Regions from separate parts of the Mus musculus genome. Here all the other regions are linked to region 2. Evidence: chromatin loops called from intact Hi-C (ENCODE). Cell type or tissue: left cerebral cortex. All regions are shown on one strand.

What was found. Hi-C counts contacts between places; a loop is a spot of excess contacts. Peaks named below come from ENCODE experiments on the same cell type or tissue, not always from the same donor. Only the 100,000 strongest peaks of a DNase experiment are listed, where the experiment ranks them.
Region 1: it touches region 2 in a loop (18-fold over the local background); 2 of 42 quality-filtered maps call a loop at or near these places.
Region 3: a loop joins it to region 2, with 15 times the contacts of the local background. A loop is called at or near these places in 3 of 42 quality-filtered maps.

Annotation. Positions count from the first base shown.
Region 1 is chr2:97,410,929-97,418,928 of GRCm38, reverse strand. All of the region lies in intron 4 of Lrrc4c (leucine rich repeat containing 4C), which reads right to left. Among named protein-coding and RNA genes, the nearest start is that of Gm22313, 180 kb to the right of the region's middle. In left cerebral cortex, no CTCF peak of the experiment used is centred here; a DNase peak (open chromatin) is centred at 4,332; H3K27ac peaks cover 1,176 bases.
Region 2 is chr2:96,713,721-96,721,720 of GRCm38, reverse strand. The region is part of intron 2 of Lrrc4c (leucine rich repeat containing 4C); the gene reads right to left. Among named protein-coding and RNA genes, the nearest start is that of Lrrc4c, 400 kb to the right of the region's middle. In left cerebral cortex, no CTCF peak of the experiment used is centred here; DNase peaks (open chromatin) are centred at 4,159, 6,926 and 7,158; H3K27ac peaks cover 5,457 bases.
Region 3 is chr2:96,614,408-96,622,407 of GRCm38, reverse strand. The region is part of intron 2 of Lrrc4c (leucine rich repeat containing 4C); the gene reads right to left. Among named protein-coding and RNA genes, the nearest start is that of Lrrc4c, 300 kb to the right of the region's middle. In left cerebral cortex, no CTCF peak of the experiment used is centred here; DNase peaks (open chromatin) are centred at 3,406 and 4,349; H3K27ac peaks cover 2,886 bases.

The DNA.
Region 1 (8,000 bases), 700 kb before region 2:
AACCCTTTCCTCCCCAATTTGCTTCGTGGTCATGATGTTTTGTCCAGGAATCGAAACCCTGACTAAGACAAACACCTAATATGTTCAAGAAGAGTACTAGATCCTATGATAGCAAGATTATTAACAAAGGCATGGTCCCTACCAGAAATCTAATTTTAATAATACATGAGGAGGAACTATTGAGTAAGAAAAGCTCTATAAAACAGTAACAAAAATATTTGGAAATTGATTGGTTAATATTCTAGTAAGCATTGTGTGTTTGGACATTTTTTTTAACCCTGAAGTGAATGAATCCTACAATGAAATACAACTCTTTAGATTCAAAGCTTGACATTTTCTTTTTATGATACACTGATTGGCAAGAATTTGTGACTCTATCTAAATTTGAAACCATTCAAGCTTGTAAAAAAAAAAAAATTAAGATGCACTGTTTCCCAGACAGAGTGAACAACAGTGTAGAATTCTAGAACTGACCTTGGCTTTAAAATATATTCAACTTGAAGCTTATTCAATATAAAAGATAGATTATAAGAATCCCACTAGTTTCAATTTTACCCCGAGAAAGAAGAGATCCGGTATCAGGTAATGATCGGTTAAATGAACATGTATTAGGCTATTTGAAAAGCCACATTTGAGAAATAGTGACTAATTTATTTTAATTTGAGAATTGCTGGTCACTAAAGTAATGATGTTCATTAGGATCAAACATGGCTTTTTAAAAATCAGCTGAATGTGTCATTTATTGCCACTTCAAATGTTAGAAATAAGTTTTTCACTGACATTACCAGTACTCAGTGTAAGTGAACTAATTTGGTTAGAACTGTGACACAGTTTATATAGTGATACAACTTAAGGACATCACAGGCCCAAAGTAATCATTAAGCTGTATGTGGCACCTCAAGTGTGATCTATTAGTGATTCTACATTCATTGATTAGAGAAAAATCACAAGTACATGAAACAACTCTAAGTGTGCAGTCTGCCTCAGGAGAACTCATGGAATGCCATTGCATGCTGAGCATAGATTGTACAAAAGTTTTGTACTTGAATACAGTTACAAGCATGACTATATAAGAAGTATGGAGCTAGAGAAAGTACCCAAGGAGATGAAGGGGTCTGCAGCCCTATAGGAGGAACAACAATATGAACTAACCAGTACCCCCAGAGCTCCCTGGGACTAAACTGCCAATTAAAATAAACACATGGTGGGACTCGTGTCTCTAGCTGCATATGTAGCAAAAGATGGCCTAGTAGGCCATCAATAAGAGGAGAGGCCCTTGGTCTTGTGAAGATTCTATGCCCCATAGAAAATGGGAAATGACAGGACCAGGAAGCAGGAGTGGGTGGGTTCAGAAGCAGGGAGAGGGAGGAGAGGAGAGGGGATTTTCAGAGAGGAAATGTGGAAAGGGGTTAGCATTTGAAATGTAAATAAAGAAAATATCTAATAAAAAAAGTATTTTAGTATTTAGGTCTGAAGTTGGGAATCCCTGTGGTTGAATTAGGGAAAGGATGGAAGGAGTTGAGGAGGAGGGCAACCTCATAGGAAGACTAGCAGTTTCAACAACCCTGGAACCTTGAGATCTCTCAGACACCGAGCCACCAACCAGGCAGCATATATTAGCTGGTCCAAGACCCTTGACACATACATTAGAGGATTCTCTGATCTGACCTTAATGAGGGAAGATGCACCTAACCCTTGAGAGACTTGGGAATCAGGGAATGGTGTGGGAGGAGTCTGGGGATTGGGGACATCTTCTTGGAGACAAGGGATGGGGAATGCCAAGAGGAAATGTCAGAGGGCGGAACAGGAGGGGGATAATGACTGGACTATAAAAAGAGATTAAAGATAATAATAATAATAATAATAATAATAATAATAATAATAATAATAAAAGATTTTGAAGCCAGAGGCTATTGTGGCAAAAATTCTATGCTGAGTGTAGAGGGTAGAGGTACCTGTGTCTCCAAATAGAGGCTCACTGTTGTTGCCAAGGAGCAGCTTTAGAAATGGCATCAGAAGAAATGTGAGCCTTTTATTGACTACACTACAGAGCCTTTCAGAAAGCTGCTGTGTCAGCATCATTTCCATCAGAGGCTGCTCATGACTGTATTGTAACCTCTGCCTGTGGGGTCATGTAAAGTGACTGGACTGCATAGAGTGGTCATTTTTCATGAACACATGTGAAGATCCAAATGAGAGATATCAGTGTCTGAAATTTGCTTCAAATTCATTGAGCTACATAGTTGTAGCCCAGAAAATGAAAGACCTGGAAAGGGACCTCTATTAGTTATTAGAATCATAGAAATTATGATGTATGTTAAAAATTGAAGAACAGTAAAATGTCCTAGACTTGAATACTGAGAGTTCGGTTGAACAAGTCCTTAAATCAGCCACTCACTCAATTAACATGTGCTAAGATTTATCCATACACTGAGCTAGGTTTCCGTGGTGAATCTCCTATACTCTTTATTTGTGCATTTCCTAATTATTTAATATATTCAATATCAACTGAAAAAAAAATACTTCTCTACACTATGCATCAAATCTGGAACCGCTTCACTAAAGATGAAGAAAATAAGTTAATCACTTTCATGTTTGATCTATAAAGAATTCAACACTTTTAAATTTTTTTAAGAATTATTCTGTTTTCAAATTGTAATTGTGGGTGCTTTATTTTGAGTAAAACAACAGAACTAATCATTATGTAAACTGATGTGACCATCTTTACACATGCTAATGAGCTTGAAAACTCACTCATTTGGTAGACAAAAACTACACAAACTGAACGCTCTCCATATACATGATAAAATGATTCCATTTGATTAGGAAAATTGAAAATAGAGACATTTGCAACTAAATATTTTATTTTATACTATCATGGTCTGTTACCTTTGAATGGACAAATTTTGTACCTGTTTTGTTTTGTTTATCTGAAATGGAGTTAGGTCTATGTAGTCACTCTCAACAATTCTTACTTATCAGGGAAATAAGGAGAGTTAAATAACATAATAGCCAATATTAACATGTAAAGTAATATATAGGTTTGGCTGTTCATTGAGCTAGTGTTATAAATCCACACTTTGTAAATTAGTAACTTTCACATTTGTCTTTGGTTGGAAGACAGCTGAATTTGTTACCAATCTGCGTGAATATGTCAACCTATGGTTTCATAGGTTGTAGTATATTTTTGTAGGGAAATGGTGGTCAGATGTTATACTAGTCTTATGGGATCACCAATTTTTAAATCACTCTTGAAGATTTATGACCCTATTGGAAAATTAGTTACCCCAAGGTTACCTTGGTGGTATAATTATGTAATTTTGTTGTTGGTAGTTGGTTTGCTTTGCCAGACATTAAAAATCAAAAGCAATGAAGAACTTATGTCAGGGTAAATAGACAATATTTTATAGGTTATTTGCATAGAAGAGTAAAGATTTTCATTTGAACAGTTTGTACGCATGGAAAAAAAGCAACCAGACAGCAGGTGGAAGTAGAAACTCCCAAAGCTGATGGACTGAATACGACCTTTGTCCATTTCTTATTCTCATGTGGTTTAGTCCCCTATTTTTTCTATGCCATTGTGGGTGTGGATGGTTGTACACTTACTTATCTGTGTGTGTTTGTGTATATGTGAATGCAGAGGTAAGGTATCGCCTTCATTCAGTCTTTATCTTGATTCTTGAGACAGAATCTCTCACTCAGCTGCCCACACACTGATTTGGTAAGGCTGACTAGGCAGTGAGCCCCATTGATCTTAATATCTATCTCTGCTTTCCCATTGGTGGTTACCAAGACACATGGTTCCTTCCGCATTTAAATATTTTCTTTTCAGTGGGTTCAGGAGATTAAAATCAGATTTACATGCTCAATCTTAGACATGTTTTTAACTGAACGCTTTCCTTACTTACTCCTAAATAATATTCTCATACTGTGCTGCTTCATATCCTAAAAGAAAACACACACATAATCTCTTCGTCCAGGCTGCTTGTAGTGAGACATAAAAGTAAGCCCAGTGAGAGAATGTGAGTGAGTGACAAAATGCTACTCTCTGTACAAGGGGCTGACTCTGTGCTCCACACTCTCTCATTATGTATTCTGCTAATGGCAGGGGAAGTGAAAATAGCAGTTAGCTCTGGAAAGAGTGGGCACAACATTAAGATTTAATTAAACCTTGTTTTACTTGGGCAAACTAGTCATGCAATGATGTCATGGGAGAACAGAGCTCAACACTTTGTGACTAAAAGCAAAAAGACATGCAGCAGAAATACCAGTGCATATGGTTAAAGCAAGCAGGGTGAGAAGAGCAAACTTGGCAGCGCTGTGTCCAGAAGACATGTCGCACCCACCACACTGCAAGGATATGAGGTGTTGGATTTGAAGAGAACAGATTTGTGGACCTGGACAGGAATCAAGGTTTCCTCGTTGTTCCTGGGTAATTAAAACTCTTTTATGTGCTTTAAGGCACAGAACAAGCACCAAAGTAAGCAGCGACAGGAAATGCAATTATAGTACTGCATAGAAACATTTCTAGCTCTCAGAACTATCCAAGGATAGAACAGACTGCATTTGAACATAGTGTGTTTATTATCACTGAAGGATTTAAAATAGGCTGCACAGACACTTGATAGATATTGTCTAACTTGACACAGTGTCTCAGGAGCCAACAATTAAAGCTGTTTGATGAGACTTAATGGAGAAGAAATATTTGTGTTGTGAGTACATGTGAACTGTAGTTGCTTATAACATATACTAGAATTTGAAATAGAATAATAGCTCATGTTTCCTGTCATCTGGGTTAGTAGTACTGGTAGAACCATTAAAATTTTATTTCTGGATGTTTCTAAGGCTGTTTTCAAAGGACATTAGTGTTGATGTGGATGTACATTGAGGAGAGAAGAAATGGCCTTACTAATAAGAATAGGTATCATTTTATTCATCTGATGTGAGCAAACATAATATGATAAAAAAAAAAAAAACAAACAGAGAGAAAAGCAAATGAAGGGTTCCCTTTCTCTCTCTCAATGTGTTCAAACTGAAGTATTGTGTTAGATTCATTCCTCTGTGATCATAGGACCCCCCAGAAACATTTTGAGGAAGACTATTTTTGTTTTTCTTAGTATGAAAGGTTTCACTCCATCATGAAAGGGAGGACTTAGGCACGTGGACAGAAAGTAGGATGGTGGAGACAGAGTAATCGGCCACAGAAAAATACAACTTCTAAGGAAATGTTCCAAGGAACAAAATTCTCTCTAACCTGGCTTCATCTAACATAGTTCCTTTAAGTCTGAATAATGTATTCAGATATCAAATCCATCAAACACTTCATTAAATCAATGCCCTTATGTTCTAATTGCTTGTGCATATGACCTTGCAGATTCACCAAGAGGTGTGTTTCATTAACCTAATATCCCCATTTAAAAATAACTTTTAGTTCAACAGGAAGTGGGAATGACATTTACCACGCATGACTATTTACAGATTCTGATGTTTATGCTTTAGCATTATTCGTCTATGGATTACTGGATGATGAATAAAGGGCTTGAGGACCCATACTAATGACAAAATGAATTTGGAGTGGTGGATCTTAACAGAAAAATAGATTTGGGTGTGAGAACATGTCTCCTAGGAATGTCAGAAGCTATACCCATTAGGTCTCATTAACATGATTGCCCATGAATGGCTGAATAAGGAACACAACAGCAGAAATGGCAAAGTGAATGGGAAAGCCCAAGATGATGCAACTACACACAAAGAAGTACAGACATCCAATGATTTCTGAGAGTAGGGGAAATAGTCTTTTGAGAGCACATTAATCAGTTATACTATCTTAAATGGTCAGACCTGAAAAATGTACATATAGGTAATATTATAAGCCTGAGAATGCTTACTTATGCATTTATTAGTGTGTGTATGTGTGTGTAAATGTGTGCGTGTACAAGTGTGTGTTTTTATGAATGTGTGTGAGTGAGTGTGTGTGTGTGCTTGTGAATCTCTATAAAACAGCAACTGAAGAAAAACAGGTCATGATTTTGAAACAGAACAAGGAGGATATTTGGAATGATTTGGAGAGAGAAAAAAAAGACAAAAGTTATGCAATTATATTATAGTCTCAAAAAATTAAAGAAAAATTTAAAAACACAATAGACAGAAAAGGTGCTCAAAGCATGCTACATTAAAACAGAAATAAAACCAGTTGTTTATAGACTCCATTTCTTGCTACAATACAACCCTATATAAAGGTATTCTCATTTAATTTTACTATATAAATATAATCATTATAAAGAATTACCATTATATGTCCAAACATGGTATTTAATTACACATACATCTGTAATCATGAGAATATATAATTAGAAAATAAACTTAGAATAAAAAAAAACTTTTTTAACTAATGTAAAATTGTTTATGTCCTTGTCAATTAGGGATGAAAGGGCTTAGCCTGTTATTTGTGCTTGGTGGGTCTTAGTATGGGCAGGAGCATTGAAGATCCATTCCCCTTTATGCTGATGGGCACCAATCATACTTCTCAAGATCTTTAACCCTGTTATATAGTTTCACAAACTTAAGCCTGTGTCTATGGCAACATCTGCTTTCTGTCAAGGACAGAGCTATAACAATTTTTTGTGAATCTTTTAATAATGGTTTCAGAGTACACTAAGAAGGAAAGCACACATCTATAACTATTAAAATCAGGGACTAGACAAGGCTGCCCACTTTCTCCCTATCTTTTCAACATAGTACTTGAAGTATTAGCCAGAGCAATTCGACAACAAAAGGAGATCAAGGGGATATAAATTGGAAAAGAGGAAGTCAAAATATCACTTTTTGCAGATGATATGATAGTATATATGTGACCCTAAAAATTCTACCAGAGAACTCCTAAACCTGATAAACAGCTTCGGTGAAGTAGCTGGATATAAAATAAACTCAAACAAGTCAATGGCCTTTCTCTATACAAAGAATAAACAGGCTGAGAAAGAAATTAGGGAAACAACAACCTTCTCAATAGTCACAAATAATATAAAATATCTTGGCGTGACTCTAACTAAGGAAGTGAAATATCTGTATGATAAAAACTTCAAATCTCTGAAGAAAGAAATTAAAGAAGATCTCAGAAGATGGAAAGATCTCCCATGCTCATGGATTGGCAGGATCAAAATTGTAAAAATGGCTATCTTGCCAAAAGCAATCTACAGATTCAATGCAATCCCCATCAAAATTCCAACTCAATTCTTCAATGAATTAGAAGGAGCAATTTGCAAATTCATCTGGAATAGCAAAAAACCTAGGATGGCAAAAACTCTTCTCAAGGATAAAAGAACCTCTGGTGGAATCACCATGCCTGACCTAAAGCTTTACTACAGAGCAATTGTGATAAAAACTGCATGGTACTGGTATAGAGACAGACAAGTAGACCAATGGAATAGAATTGAAGACCCAGAAATGAACCCACACACCTATGGTCACTTGATCTTCGACAAGGGAGCTAAAACCATCCAGTGGAAGAAAGACAGCATTTTCAACAATTGGTGCTGGCACAACTGGTTGTTATCATGTAGAAGAATGCGAATCGATCCATACTTATCTCCTTGTACTAAGGTCAAATCTAAGTGGATCAAGGAACTTCACATAATACCAGAGACACTGAAACTTATAGAGGAGAAAGTGGGGAAAAGCCTTGAAGATATGGGCACAGGGGAAAAATTCCTGAACAGAACAGCAATGGCTTGTACTGTAAGATCGAGAATTGACAAATGGGACCTAATGAAACTCCAAAGTTTCTGCAAGGCAAAAGACACCATCAATAAGACAAAAAGGCCACCAACAGATTGGAAAGGATCTTTACCTATCCTAAATTAGATAGGGGACTAATATCCAACATATATAAAGAACTCAAGAAGGTGGACTTCAGAAAATCAAATAACCCCATTAAAAAATGGGGCTCAGAACTGAACAAAGAATTCTCACCTGAGGAATACCGAATGGCAGAGAAGCACCTG
Region 2 (8,000 bases):
GTTAGTGATTCTGTTACATGTCTTTTGTGATAGGTACCTACTAGTGAGAGAAGACTATAGAAATTTTAAATAATGTCCCTAAACTATGTCAAGGGAACGAATAGAATAGTATTTAAACATGCTGTTCTTTTTGAACACACTGGATGCTTTCACACATAGGGTAAGCTGTGTGTGGACAGACCACTAACACTGTGAAGACTCTAGCTGGAAGGCAACCTCCCCTGAACGGCACAGCCATCATAGTAATGGGAGATTTGAAGAGGCACCAAATTAAATTCTCTGCCTTGCCATCAAATTTCACTCTCTTTTAGACAAAGCTGTGTTCAAGCACTTCTGGTTCTCATTTTAATTAGATTTCAAACTTTAAGTTTTTATGTTCACCTTTCCTGGGTTAATACATGATTGAATTTGTTGGCTGCCTATCTCCCAAGTGATCATCAGCTTGCCCCTGATTGCCCTCACCAATGATCCTGTCAAATCACTTTAGACAATCTCTGCATATCTCTTTACTCTCTTAACTTATCTCTTTTCTGCTTTTCCCACCCACTGTACCCCTCCTCTTTTCCTTAGCCGTCAGTCATCTCTGTATCTGGATTGACTTCTATATGGAAGTCTTCCCAATTGCAGTAGCTTCTACATGACACCTGCTTTTCTTCTTCCTCTCCTTTGACAGTATCCTGGTGTTCCCTAGTGCAGTATAAGCATCCCTAACATCACTCCTCAAATACTAATAACAGACTTTAGAGCAACTATACAGAAAACAGTCATGGACTCCACAGGAAGCCGAGCACACTGCATGCCAGGCCAGGCTAGTTAACATAGTAGAATTGAAGTAAGTTTCAGAGAACTCAAAGCAGTGTTTTTATTGTTTTGCTCTTCTTTTTTTTTCCCTACTATTAAGTGCTTTCTCCAGAAACATTTTTCATCTGTATTTTATTTTAAGAGTGCTTATTTAATTCAGAGCTGTCAAACATTCTTACTCTCACCTGTGTGCATTTTAGAGAGCTTGGGCAAGGGTTTTGGATGGGCCACACTTAAGGAATATTTGTGGTATTTATGACACCATCAGAAAACATATGAAATATGTTTGACAGAGAGACAAAAATCTCAATGTATAATCAAAAGTGAACAACTATTAGGTTTTTTCTGGCTAGTCCAACATTTTGTTAATAATTTAAATAATTTTGTCACTATTTAAAATTAAAGACAATGAATATTTTAAATTCCTTTTGACAGGAAATGAAAAGCCCTGGCTTTCTTTCTTATCTGTTTTCAATTGACTCAATGAAAGTAGATGGCTTGTGGGCTTTCAACTTGCTACATAGCTCAGTATGCTCTATTATTTCTCTTCTGGCATCTATGACTTCATTGATATTTTGGCCTCAGTTTCTGCTTGTGTGAAGGAGTTTTAAAGATGGCTAGAGAGAATATTCAGAGGTCTTGGACCTCTGTATACTCATACTTGAGCTGTTTTGAGAAGATTGTTTATTCCTTGGGTATTCTATATAAAATTTTAGGTCTGCTTCTATATGTTTCCTTCTCAAAACAAAGGCTATCAATTTTTATAACTTTTATTGAGTTTCATCTTGGAAATTTTCTTATTTGTGTAAAGTACAATCTGACTCCAATAGTGCCCTTCTTCTCTAATGTCTCTCCTACCTCTAATACTAGTTTAACATCTCCCCACTAGTTTCTTTCCCACATTCATGTCTTTTTGTTCCTTTGTTTTTGTTTTTGTTTTTTTAAAACTCATGGAAGAAGTCTGTTTGCAATAAATGTAAAGACGTGTCTGCTCTACATGCTGAGAGTAAGTGATAATGAATCACAACAGTATACTCACGTCATCCCTTCTAGGGCTCATAGGTCATCATCAAGAGGGTTTGAAAAGAAGTAAGAACAAGGAGATAGGAGGGAAGGCTGTGAAATGCTATCACTGGCATGGAGGAGTCTTGACCTCAAAGTAGTTATGGTTGCCTGCTATCAAGCTTTTGAAAGAAATATCAATAATGTATTGTACAAGTCAGGATGATATCATGGCTTGAAAGAGAGATGCTACCTCAGTCTCATTCATTTGAACACTCTGTTTCTAGTTGGTAGCCCTGTTTTGGGAGGTGCAGGTGTAGCCTTGTTGGAGGAAGTACATCACTGGAGGACAGGCTTTGAGATTAAAAGCTCCCTGTCACTTTTTGTTTGCTCTCTCTGCTTTGTTCTCATGGTTGAGATGTGGCTCTCAGCTTCTCCTTCCTGCTGCTAGGCCTGATACACACTGCCATGCTTCTCCCCCATGATGGACTCTTATCCATCTGGAACAAGAAACCGAGAGAAACCCTTCTTCTGGGTTGCTTTTGGTCAAGTGTTTGTTGTTGCTGTTGTTGCTATTTTTGCTTTTGCCCCAACAACAGAAATGTAACAAATACAGACACATAATAAGCAAGCTTTACTGGAATCTGTATGGATTTCACAAGTTCTAATTATAGAAATATGCATACATATAAATTTATAAAGATTTTACTTGTAGCCATAAATTAGTCAAAGTTTTATTGACTTAATTCATTGTTGTCCTTTGAAGAGCAGTCTGCATGAGAATTGTTGACAGAAATGAACATTATATTGTGGGAACTGTCTGGACAGTGTAACCTCTGATTAGAATTTGGGGCATTCATATGGGCAAAAGAAAAGCTTTACATTAAGGAAAATAATCAGCTTCATTCGGAAGTTCCCAATCTGAAACTAAAATGCCAAACATAGTTTTCCTTAAAACAGTCCCAATTTAAGCAAAAAAATGTCATTTTAGAAATTCAAAAGGTCTGAAATTGACTCAACTCTATAGGAGGCATTCCATCTGACTAAGTAAGTATGAATCTTCTTTGATATTTCATGCCCTTGAATGTACACTGAAGTTCTAAGGAGCTAATGTGTCTTATATCTTTTTTTAAAATTATAATTTAATTACATCATTTCTCCTTTCGTTTATTCCCCCCAAACCTCCCATATTCCCCTCTTGCTTTCTTACAAATTCATGGTCTGCCTTTTCATATCCTTAAAGCACTGCTTTACTTTTTAAACTTTTAAATTGTGTGTTCTCTGTAAGAGTGTATCATGATGAAGTAGAATTAAATGCCACTTTAGATTTTACAAGGCATTATCACTTTATTATACCATTTAGAAATTACAGCAATCCCAAATCATATATACATATGCACGTACATACACATGCACGCAAACTTGTACACTCCCCTACTCATACAATTCCAAATTTATTTATACATTCAAATATTCTCATATCCCCACTTACATATTTACACTCAGAATCCAAGTGTGATAAGAAGCATACCCTCAGACTCACACACTTTTCTCTACCTCTACATTTAAATACACATATCCACATAGTTATAACTCCCAGAACACCATATATTAACATATATGTAAGCTTCCAGATTTTATATGCATTTGATTTCCCAGTCTTTAACATTTACATCATGTTGATGAATAATTTAACCAATAAAAATATGATAAAAAAAACTGTGTCAGATGAGATGGCTTAGGGGGTATTTGCTGCAAAAACCCAGTGACCTGAGTTCCACCCCAGGAACTCATAGGAGAGGGGGGGGAGACTAATCTTCCCAGGTTGTCATCTCACGTCTAGATGCATGCTGTGGCATGGGCACCTCACCAAAACAGAATAATAATATTAAAGATAAAAGGAAAATGAACAATACAGTTATTTACTTAGATTGCCTAACACAACGGCCTAAATGAAAGACGATACGTAGCTATACTCTCTTCACTTAATGTGTCGCTACTGGAAGGTCTTGGGCTTTTTCTTTGCTTTGTCTTGAATTTTCCTCTATGATACAGAATGGGGTCCTTGCTCCAGGACGGAAGCACATCTGCTGTGTTCCTGAAATGCCCAGAATGTAGTTATCATGTGCTTCTGAATGGTTGCAAAGGCATTTTATGGGAATAAAACGCAGGTGCAGCACCCCTGGATTTACTCAAAGGTCCATTTGTCATATGATCAGAATAATCAGTGAGTCTTAAGCTCTGTGCCTCCTCAGTTAACTATGCTCCGACACAAAACAAGATCTTCCCTAATTTACAATTTTAAGTTTTTTCACTTAAAAGTCAGAGCAAAAATGAGCCACATGGAGAGAGCATAAGGAATGTAGGTGGGAAGATTAAAATTGAAACATAATTCACTGTCTAATGCACATTTCCTTGCCACAGCTCTGGTCTCTCCACCTCCCCAAAGCTCCTTTTTATACCATTTTCTCTCTAATATTTTTCTATGGCTCACCCACATTATTTTTCCTCTTAAATCTCCAGAGAGCTCTGTAATGAAATATCCAGTTTGCTAATGGGCAGTAGAATCTTAGTTGGAGTATCTTACTGACCCATATTTCCCATTTTAATTTGTGTCTATCACAGAGATGCTTGTTTTTCTTTAGATAAATGTTTCTGCCCTGTGTGAAGGAATGAATTTAGAAATACACAATTCATCAGAAATCATGGGCCATGGGAAGATAAGAAGTAAGTGAACAGCTGTCCTTTAGTTCTTAACACATGGAAAGACATCACCTGGTTCTAATCAGCACAGACAGTAGTTGTGAAACAGGAGATGAAAAGAGGTCCTAGCTTGTCCCTTACTGTGCTCAAGATCAGCAGCCATCGGATTTTCACTTCTTGGCTCTATAAAATGCTTATAGAAACTTTATAAAATTGTGTACAATTGATCTCTTTTGGAATAAAAAGACTATGTGAATCAGAATAGTTAACCTAATGAGGTGGATCCTTTCTTTCTCCTAGTCCGTAAGTGCCTGGAAGAGCATTAGGATTACACAGTTCATTCTGATTATACATAATTGCTCGGGATTGCATTAGCATAATGCAGCTCATTCCACCTAGGAATATCATAGGAAGGAATGTGAAAAGAGTCTTAGTTCATTCTTGCCTTCACACATGACCATTGTGTATAGAAAGAAGAGACGATTGAGTTGTGAAGAGAACTTCTTGTCCTCTGCTCAAAAAATGCTGTAGTTAGTGTTGTCTGTTTTGGAAGATAGTAAATATTTCTGCTATTCTTCAGACTTACTAAGTGAGGAAGCTGGAATTATTTTTTCCTTCCACCGAGTTTTAAAAATGGACCATAATACAGTACCTTTTATATCCATCTTGCTGTGGGTCAGACTATGTGGCTTTGTGCATTATTTACTAAACTTTGAGGAAACACTCCTATTCTTATGTCCTTTGTGCAGATGGAGGGAGTGAGAATAAAGACATGTAGCTGTAAACTACAACAACTTTCTGACAGTACAATATCATCATTAATGTTTCTGCATTACTGAGATCACATGGGGTATCCCTGCCTGTTAATCAAATGCAGTACCTAGGAATATATTCTATCCTTCTCTGCCCCCTCTTCCTATCCCACCTCACCACATAGGACCTGAGAAAGTCATTAAGGCTAGCCTAGAATTCATACTGTAACACAAGACAACCATTGAATTCATGATCCTTCTTTATCAACCTTGCAAATAGCTGGGATTACAAGCCTACAAGAACAAAGTAAAATATAGTGTTGAAATATTTGTTTATGACTAAGATATGAAGCAAAAATCACACAGGCATTCAATATGCATTTTAATAAAGAAATGAAAAGATCAGTTAGTTCATTAAGAGTTAAGAAGAATCCATGTCACTTTGTGTGTTTGTCACTGGGAAATCAGGATTCCAGGGAAAAGATATTAAATCTCCTCTAGATGGATGAACCTTCATCAAGAGGTCAATTGACTTTAGTAGTGTAGGACTCTTTGGTGATAAAATATATACATCAAAGATTTCCTTAAGGTTGGTAGTGCATGATTCGTCATGGAGGTAAATGCTATGACACTGAATCAGCAGATTCTTTCTCAAATGTCTGTTGTTTGTTTTGACTTCTTCCTTAACTCCATATTTGTAAGCAATAGTCATGTCTTCTCGGTTAGAACCAATCTAGGACTTCCTGAGGTTGCCACAGCGGAAACCAATATTTTAACTGTCATCAGGGTCAGAGAACTTCAAATGAAAACGGCGAGAACTCAAAAATAAGCCACGTAAAACACATACATAATACTGCTAAAGGTCCTGGTACTGGCCATAGAACCTTGAAAAAGAGATTAACAAATAAGTATTACTGGAACAAAAACTTACATAGAATGCATTGATACAATAGCCCGAAAGAAAAGAAGGAAATATTTATTTATTCACCTGTAAATTTTACATTATGTACCATGGGGATGAGGACACATCAGCACAAGTTTCTTGCAATATCATTATCACTGTTTAGACAGAAAATGATACAGTATTTTCTGACCAGCACTATGTAATTCACAAGGCTAGAGACCTGTCTTTCTTCTTCTTCCAAATACTGAGCCTTTCTGTAGCTCATTAACATTTATTTCTCTAGAGCTTTTGCTTAAAACATCCTTTCATACATTTCAAGAAGTAATTCTTGAAAATTATTGCTCATTTGATATTTTCCCCATTGTTGCTTATTTATTGGTCAGGACTGTACACCAACTTTATTTATTCTCATTACCCTTATCATGTGACAAAGGTTGGTCCCCTATGTTACTCACATAGTTTAGCACTTTAAGACATCTTGTAAATTTTCCTTTCAACTTCATTCAGTTGGAAGAGGGAATCAAGACACCTTCACTGGTTAAATAAAAAGCTTGTGTCCTGTAATTCGAGGTTGGCATCACAAGACATTCACCCACCCTTTCCGTTCACTTCCTGTTTTATATCTCCAAGCTGTTTCACTCCTAGGGGAATATTTATAACCTCCTGGCATTTTAAAGCAAGCTAGTGGAAAGATAATTACTTCTCAGCATTTGCTACTGAATAGGAAGAGTCATCCAGACCATGGAGACAGAAGGATGAGTTGATGCTGGAGCCTTTCATCTGCCACTTCCAAATGTTCCTCTTTCTCCGGGCGCTCCCGCTGACTTCAAGTAAAGATGTGTGCTCGCTCAGAGTTGAGGAGATGAGAGAAGGCTGGTGCGAAGTTCACCTGATTCTGGTGGGAACAATCAGACATTCTAGTGGAGTGAAGGGCCTGAAAACTTTCCATCCAGCCTAGATTAGCCTTCTCTCGCTAAAAGAGAGACTCCACCTGCTGAGGGTGGTGACTTCCGTCTGGAAATATTTTCCTCACTCAGTGGGCAGTGTGCCTTTGAAAGGGTGACTCAAAGAGCACCCTGTGGGTGTCTTTTACCCCAGAGAGAAACGTAACCAACCAGATGGTACATTTCAAGTAGACTCTGAATCCACAGTTCTCATCTCAAGTAGTAGCCATTGCTCCTTAGACTGAAGAAATAAAGGAAGAAATAGACACAGGATTAGGGAACTGCTGGTGGCTTTTGGTTTTCACTCTAAAGAGGAAAGACCAGAAAGGCACTCAGTTGGATGAATAAAGGGCAGACACATCATATCTACTTTAAAAAAAAAAAAGATACATAAACTAGCCATGCTGTGTTAGCCTCTTTCCTTGGAAAAAAATATCAATGGTTGATTTGTGCTTATAATTCTAAAATTATTAATTCTCTATTATCTTTATGCCAGTACCCTAGTTAACATTATGTTCTATGTGCTGGGATACCTGCTCTTCATTGTGGTTTACCTCCTGGCTTCACTGACAAACAGGTAAGTATCATTGCCTGCATTTTTACATAGGAAAAGAGACTTGGTGGGACTATGTAACTTAAAAATCACAGCTAATAAGTAGAAGGACCATACATTATCCTTCATGACTCTAATTCTTGAGACCTGGGGTGAAAGTGAAATACAATACTCTGTGGAGACCATGTTCCAAGTCAACAGCTCTACTGATAATGGCATATGACTTGGGTTGAACAGAGGATTAAAGATGTCATTGTTATGATGTGATTTCAAGGGATAGAGAGATGGTTCCATGGGTAAGAGCCCACTGTCTTCTCCTTCAGAGGAACTGGATTCAATGC
Region 3 (8,000 bases), 99 kb after region 2:
ACTTTAATTCTCAGACTTCTGGTCTCTAGAATTATGACAGAATACAGCTTTGCTGTTTAATGCTACCAAGGTTATGATAATTTCTATAGTACCATCAAAAATATAGCATTAACCCTGGCCTTGTGTTTGTGTGTGTGTGTGTGTGTGTGTGTGTGTGTGTGTGTGTTGATCAGGAAATTTTTTATAAAAAAAAAATTATAACCTCATTCTTTAGAATACATCCTATGGTTTCTATGTACTTAATTTCATTATTGCAGTTATCATAAGATACTTCTAATTTATATAAAAGTCCCACACCTAAAGAAAGAGGACCATATTGTGTTTATATTCTTCCCCTAGGACAATATATAATGTCTGCCTGTGAAAATATGCTTAGAAAATATTTGGTGAAGTAAATTAAATTGAATTACAAAGATCTAATAAAACCTTTCAAAAGCATAAGGGTTTTGTGTGATTCCTCATTAAGTGAATTAAAAATTTATGCTTTTTTTTTCCTTTTTGAAAATAGTAAATTTTTATTAGATATTTTCTTTATTTACATTTCAAATGTTATCCCCTTATCTAGTTTCCCCTCCGAAGAATATCCTCTATCCTCTCCTCCCTCCTCCTGTTCCCCAACCCACCCACTCCTCATCCTGGCCCTGGCATTCCTCTATACTGGGGCATAGAACCTTCACAGGACCTAGGGCCTCTCCTCCCATTGATGACCAACTAGGCCATCCTCTGCTACATATGCAGCTAGAGCCACCAGTTACACCATGTGTTTTCTTTGATTAGTAGTTTAGTCCCAAGGAGCTCTAGGGGTACTGGTTATTTCATATTGTTGTTCCTCCTATGGGCCTGCAAACCCATTGGATCCTTGGGTCCTTTCTCTAGATCCTTCACTGGGGACCCTTTGCTCAGTCCAATGGTAGGCTGTGAGCATCCACCTCTGCATTGGTCAGGCACTGGTGGAGCCTCTCAGGAGACAGCTATAACAGGCTTCTGTCAGCAAGCACTTGTTGGCATCAATAAAACTCTCTGGGTTTGGTGATTGTATATGTGATTTATCCCCAGGTGAGGCAGTCTCTGAATGGTCCTTCCTACATTGAAAACTAAGCGGTATGATTTACAATACAAAAGCAGAATGTGTTCATCTTAAAGTCTGTAGATTCATAAATTTGAACAATGACATTATCCTGGTTGTTTCTTGGGGCAATTTTATATGATAAAGGGGAAATTCAGTTTCAGAAAAAGAAAATAGATTCTAAATAGTTAGACATAAAAAAACTTTCTATAATATTACAATAGAAAGGTACTTGGTAGTGTGGTCTAGTCAGTATCAAAATGAAAAATATAGTTAGAGTAGGCAATATATGTGCATCTCTCTGTGTAAAGATCATCTTTCAGTTCTGCTGTCTTTCTGAGCTTTGCTCTAAGTAGACAATGTAAGTTCTAGAGACAGCTCCTATAGCCTTGCCAACACCAGCTTAGGTGAAGTCTTTGCACGATTCCTATCAATATCTTTGCAGTATATAACCCAAAGGATGAATCATGGACCGTCGCAGCCCCAACGTTTCTACTCACTTCGAAGCTAAGAATTATATGTTTGCAAGAAACATGTCTATGAAACCTCCTTCAAATTCCTTTCACCACAAACATATTTTTGAGGCTGGGAAGATGGATCAGAGATTAAAAGCACTTGCTGACTTTCCAGAGGTGCTGAGTTCTATTTACAAGGACCACATCAGGTGCCTCATATCTGTAACTCAAGTTTCAGGGGATCTGAAAGAGCTGGCTTCCACAGCACCTATCTACATACAAATATACACACTGACACATAATTAAAAATAAATCTAGAACAAAATAACATATTTTTCACACATCCTGTGTTATTGTGATTTATCTTGAAACTCCATCACACCCTCAGAGTACTCTATTAAGATGAGTTCAGGTATTGAGACATTAAAGTTGATGAAGAAAAATTGGCAGGCCTAAGGAAATGAGTCTGTTGGTAACTGTTGTGAAAACATAGAGTTCTCTGTGTTTAGATCCCGATCACCCATGTAAATGCTGAGTGGGTAGAGCATATTTGTAACCATACCACTAGGGTCTTATAAACTAGCCAGCCCAAATCAAAGGGGAGACACAAATTCAGGGAGAAACACTGTCAAAACAGTGATTGATGATAATGTGATGTTCTCTGAACTTCCACCGCTAAGTATATGGATAAATGTTTCCATATTCATGAATATACCACACACAAGAAGCTTTAGAGGAGGAAAGGAGAAGAGAGGAAAGATGGGAGGGGAGTCAAGATGATGGGAATGGAGAGAGGAGAAGAGGGGAGAAGAAAGGAGAGGAGATGATGGACAATGTTATTTGACTCCTGGAAGAAATGGATTAATTCACCATTACCCCACATGGTGTTCCAATACAGAAAGCAGCCTTGTGTTTTCCCACCTCAAAAGATGATCTCTGACAGAAGATAAATTATTACATAACCGAGGACATAACCAGTTCATAGGATACAGGAGAACACCATAAAATGTGTTTTCCCCTTCTCTAATCTGACCTTCCTAATGTAGACAGTATTACTTTTCCTTTCAAAAGCTTACTGTAAGCTACAAAGTAAAGCAGAATATCTAATGTGTTGGTTAACTCTGATTTTCAAACTGAAGTGATATCAAATCACTTAGATATTCAACCTCTGGTCATGTCTGTATGGGGCCTTCTAGATAACATTTAATGGGAACAATTCACCTTAAAAGAGTGCCACCATTCTGAGAACTGAGACTGTGTACTGAATTCAAAGAAGAAAAGAGGTGAGCACTAGCCTCTCCTCTCCTCTCCTCTCCTCTCCTCTCCTCTCCTCTCCTCTCCTCTCCTCTGCTCTCCTCTCCTCTCTTCTCTCTTCTTTCTCCTTCCCTCCCACCCTCTCCCCTTCTCTAGTTCTCTCTCCATATGGGTACAATGGTAGCAGCTGCCTGAAAGCTGCCATGATTGACTGTAACTGTGATACAAGATAAATGCTGTCTTCTTTAAATAGTTTTTTTCAACTGTTTTATCCTAACAAGTAAAACTCCAGGGGACATCCTCTCTCATCACTGTCTTTCTGTGTTTCTCTTTTATTCATTCTTGGTACAGTTCTCTCCCATCTTCTCCCCACCTCCCCATTATCTCCTCATTTCGCTCATTCCTCCTCCTTTCTCTCCTTCCTCCTCTCCTCTCTCCTAAATTGAGGCAGTGGTTTAAGCTTTTTATGGTTTTACAAATTAAAATATGATCCTTCTCACTAAACAAATGCTTCATCTTAGCACACATCCATTTTGGGAATACTGAGCCATAAATCTAGAATCAAACAAATAAAGCCATCTTCCACAGGATGACTCAAAGAGTGAGAAAAGAGAGGTTCTGAGTCAGAGGAAGGGTTTTAGCATTTTGTCGACAGATTTTTCTGCTTTGTTATTCAGCCTTGTGTAGGATTTAATGATCTGAATCAACTCTTTGTAAAACCCACGGACCCATCTACGCAAAGCAAAAATAAACAGACTTGTTAGAAAAGATCAAAGCAATAGAAGGAACAGTAGCACATGTGTGTGTGCACAAACATCAATGCAGTCACACGAAGCAAGACCTGATAAGCTGAGTGAGGGACGTGATTACTTGCATTGCCCCCATATAGGCTCTAAGCATCTCGTACTAACTATTTTAGATGTAATCCTGTCATAACTCTTGTCTAGATACTGAGAAATATCTTTTTTTTGTTTGTTTTTTTCGAAAGCAGACAGAAATGGATTCATCCCTTATTATCTCACAATGGAAACAGAGGATCAGGAACTTAGTGACCAGTTTCCTTTTCTATAAACAGGCCAAAAGAAATTCTACCTTACAGTGATAAATTCCCCTTTATTTTATATGACAAAGAATTTTGCAACTACCAGGAGGCGGGCACTCTTTAAAGCATTGTAGGTAATACAATTAACCAGAGATTAATGCCGTGACTTTATTAAGCTGATATGACTACATTAAATAAATAAAATTTCTCATCCAGGATGGAAGAGACTATGGAAATCAAGAAAGGTACAATAACAAAGGGGCTTGAGAATCAGGGGAGGAGGCTTCAGTGTTAACTGTGGTAATTGTGTTAGATGTAATGAGATGTAAGAGTTGAGACTTAAATAAGTTGAGGTAATTAAAGACATAGGGCCTCTTTGGGTAGCATGATTTTATGCTTTGATCACCATCAAAACAAATTGGAACTCACCAGTGCAACAGTGTTAGATGATGGGATATTGTAGATGTTTTAGTCCTGACGGCTTAATGCTGGTATGAAAAGGAAGAGTGTGAGCTCTCATCTTCTCTCACAATGTGAGGGCAACATAGGCTGCTCCCCTGCTTCCATATGGAGGTGGAAAGGTTTGAGTCACGATCTTGAAGCAGGGAGCTGAGTAGTTCCTGAACCTGCTTCTGCTTTAATTTTGGACTTCTGAATCTCCATAACTGTAAGAAGCAACTTTCTTTCAGGAGTAAATAACTCACTCTCAAGAAATGCACATGGCATCAAGGAAGGAGTAAGGAATGGGGAAATTAACCTAGGCACGATAAATGCAATGGCCTTTAAGAAGATAACTAATGCATATAATGATTGCCTAACAGATCAGACAGACTGGACTGGAGGTTGACTGAAGGATGGTTAATTGAAAAAAAATGCTAGGGAAACTAGGGATGCCAGACCATGAAGACTGTTTAGTTCATCTATAGTCTTTCTAATAACTGCAGCAAGAAAGAGCCATGGAAAATGCAGTGGACTCAGTGTTATCACTGCACCTAACTATTGCTTGTTTGAGTGATTGATTGATTGTCATTGGTGTTCACCTGTAGGTTGTGCACATATATGAACATGAATACAAGTTCTGGTGCATTCCTCGTGTGTTTACATGTAATCTTCCAAGTAATTCCTCGAGTTATGGGTCTTCTGATAAAAAACTGCTCAGGGAATACACTGTCTATACTTTCTGAGGTTCAAATTACAGAAGGGTCACTACACTCACCTGTCATTTTATTGGTGATGGGGATTCTAACTCTGGTCCTATTTATTTAGTGGTTAGTGCTTTAACTAGTAAACTATCTCCTTATACTCTTAACAATACCTTTCTGTTCTAAATATATTTATATTGGTCAAACACAATATTGGCAGAAATAACAAATAATATAATTGAGCTCCTTTGATCTTCTATGAAAAGTCTTGTATTTTGTAAAAACTTGCTGACATTCCCAGAAAACAACAATCATTTACATCTTCAAAACAGACTCACTGATCCAAAATTTAATTATTATGAAATGTCGGAATGTTGCATGTCCAAAGTTCAAAGTTCTTGAGTTATTAAAGCCTAAATAGCTATTATACTTCTCACCTCTGTGTGTGACCTAACATCCTTGTGAGCATTAGGTAAATAATTTTGGAATATATAAATAGATTCCATCAAGTCAAAAGCTAACTCTGTGATCAAATAGAATCTGAGGGCAAGACATTTCCCACTTGGCTGTAATTTGCCTAATGCACCAAACAAAAGATTTGAAAAGCATTTTTGACATCTGAAATTTTTTCATGCTGTTATTGTTAAAAATATGACAAGTACCATGCAGGGACACTGTACTGGGTGTAATCTAAAGCTGTGTTCATGGCCATATTTGATACTAGAATAAACTATCTTCTATTGCTTCTAAGGTGAAAGACACATTTTTGTGCCTTGTCAGCTTTCTATTAATGACATCTATATCACAGGACAGATAAAATTATATACACAGAGAAAAGAAATAGGACACTGTTTTATATCTGAATTGGAGTTTGACATCTTTGTTTGCTTATTTTCACATGTGCACTCTAAGTCTATGAATGGAAACTAAAATATTGAAGAATGTTGACTCGAATAGATAGGCTGAGCCCAGGCAGCTAGGTTGAATTCTACAGGGTGTTCAAGTGAATATAATGCTCCTTGTTTGTACCATAGTAGAACATTGGTTGTATTACATCAGATACTGCAATCACATTTGAATACATCTACTCTTTTTATAATCTATGGAGAGAGTGCAGAGTCACATGTGTTTGTTAAATCTCCATCAAACCTTAGATCCACATTTCTGTCTGTGATTTTAAAGCACATGTCCTTAGCCATGACGTTATATACCAGTTTAAAAACAGCATTTTAAAATAGATTGTGAGAAATTTCTGAAAGTTATCAGTAGATGGGATCCACTGAGGAAAAAAAACTGCAGTGAAACTCACGACAAATGCAAGAAAGGTGCATGACTGCCTTCTTTACAATGATGAATGCTGTTGGTCAAATGCAGAAATGGCCACAGAATTTACTGTACCCCTGGTCCAGCACATGCTGTTGAGATGGTCAGCCTCATTCTCTCTTCTTTTTTGAAAAAGGGTGGCAAGTGCCTCCATTGATATTCGGTGTCCTGAACAGATTTTCCTCTATATTGATTCAAGTACAAATTATCAATTTATATTTACTTTAATTTTAGTTTACTTTCTGTTAACATAAAATAATTTACTTTGTTTCTCTCAATTCGTATATTATGATCTCATCATTTAACTTAGAACAATAAATTTTTCTAAATTTTACCATCAAATGGCTTGTCCAAAACTCATAGAAGGTGTTACTAGCAAGTGTGGATAGTTCAACCAATGGGATATCAATACAAAACACATCAAGCTCACTACACCCTATGGTTAAATGGAACAATTTTAATTTACTTCTAATATTTTCTTCTATTGATAAGAAAGACAGGAATATGAATGTCTTCTCTAGTCCTCATTATGCAGTTTTGCTTCCCATATGGGAAATTTTTGTAGATTTTACACTGGGTATAATATTCATGCATATTGTTATTTACCAAGAACCCTGATTCCCTAATTTTCTTCCATGTTATAAACAACCCCCTAGTATCACCTTTAGCTTTGCAAGTGAGAGGTGAGGATAAAACATCTTTACAGGTTTTAGGACTTTCAGGATAGCATTTGAAATATAAATGAAGAAAATATGTAATAAAAAAATTAAAAATTACCTTCACCATCAAGAAAATGAATGTATTATTCTTTTATCATTCCAATATTGTTTCCTCATCTTGCCCATTTTTAAACTAATTTAAAATCTAATCAGGAAGTATGAATATCATTTACTAAACATCTCGGTGATCTCCATTTTACTTATAATTCAAAGGTATTACTTTGATACAGATCACAGATTTTTTTTCTCTGACTGAAAGGAAATTGTTTAGTAGATTTGAAAAGGAACATTTACTCTGCTCTATGTGCTACATTTAGCATGTTAGACAGACTCACTTTATGTCCACAACCAAGAGGTGAGGCAAACATTATTAACATTGTCACTTGCAGGGAACTTGTAGCTCAGAGAGTTGAAATTTCTTCTAAGACATGTAGCTTATAAACTTCCTCCTCTACTACTCAAAATGATTGCTAGCATTTACCTAGGATCTCCATGGAAACTAACAGATGCAACATATTCTACAATGTTTAACTTCACATTATTCAGTTAAACCTCTGTAGACCCTCCGTTGACTTGTAGTTGTTAATAATTTAAACAGAGTCACAAAACTTTGGGTTTGCATCAGTTCTAATACTGTCATCTTAAATTAATGAAATATGGACTTTAAGTTTTCATTTATTTAGCTTTAAAAAGCATAATAATCAATCTTACCTTGTAGCACAAAATACAATATGACATATAAATTATTCAATGTTGAACATTGCATAAAAATATATATTAAAACTGTTTGATCTTTAAAACTTGATACAACAATGCATATTCTATATTGGCTTTCCCCAGTCTCTGCTTAGTGATTTCTACGGTTATAAAACAAGAGCAAAATTGGGATAGAATTTCTTATTTTAACACAAATATCAATTCATAATTTAATGTAAACTCCTTGGGGTCAGAAACAATCATTAGTTAAAATTTTATGTTCTAACATGTATCCACAAGCAC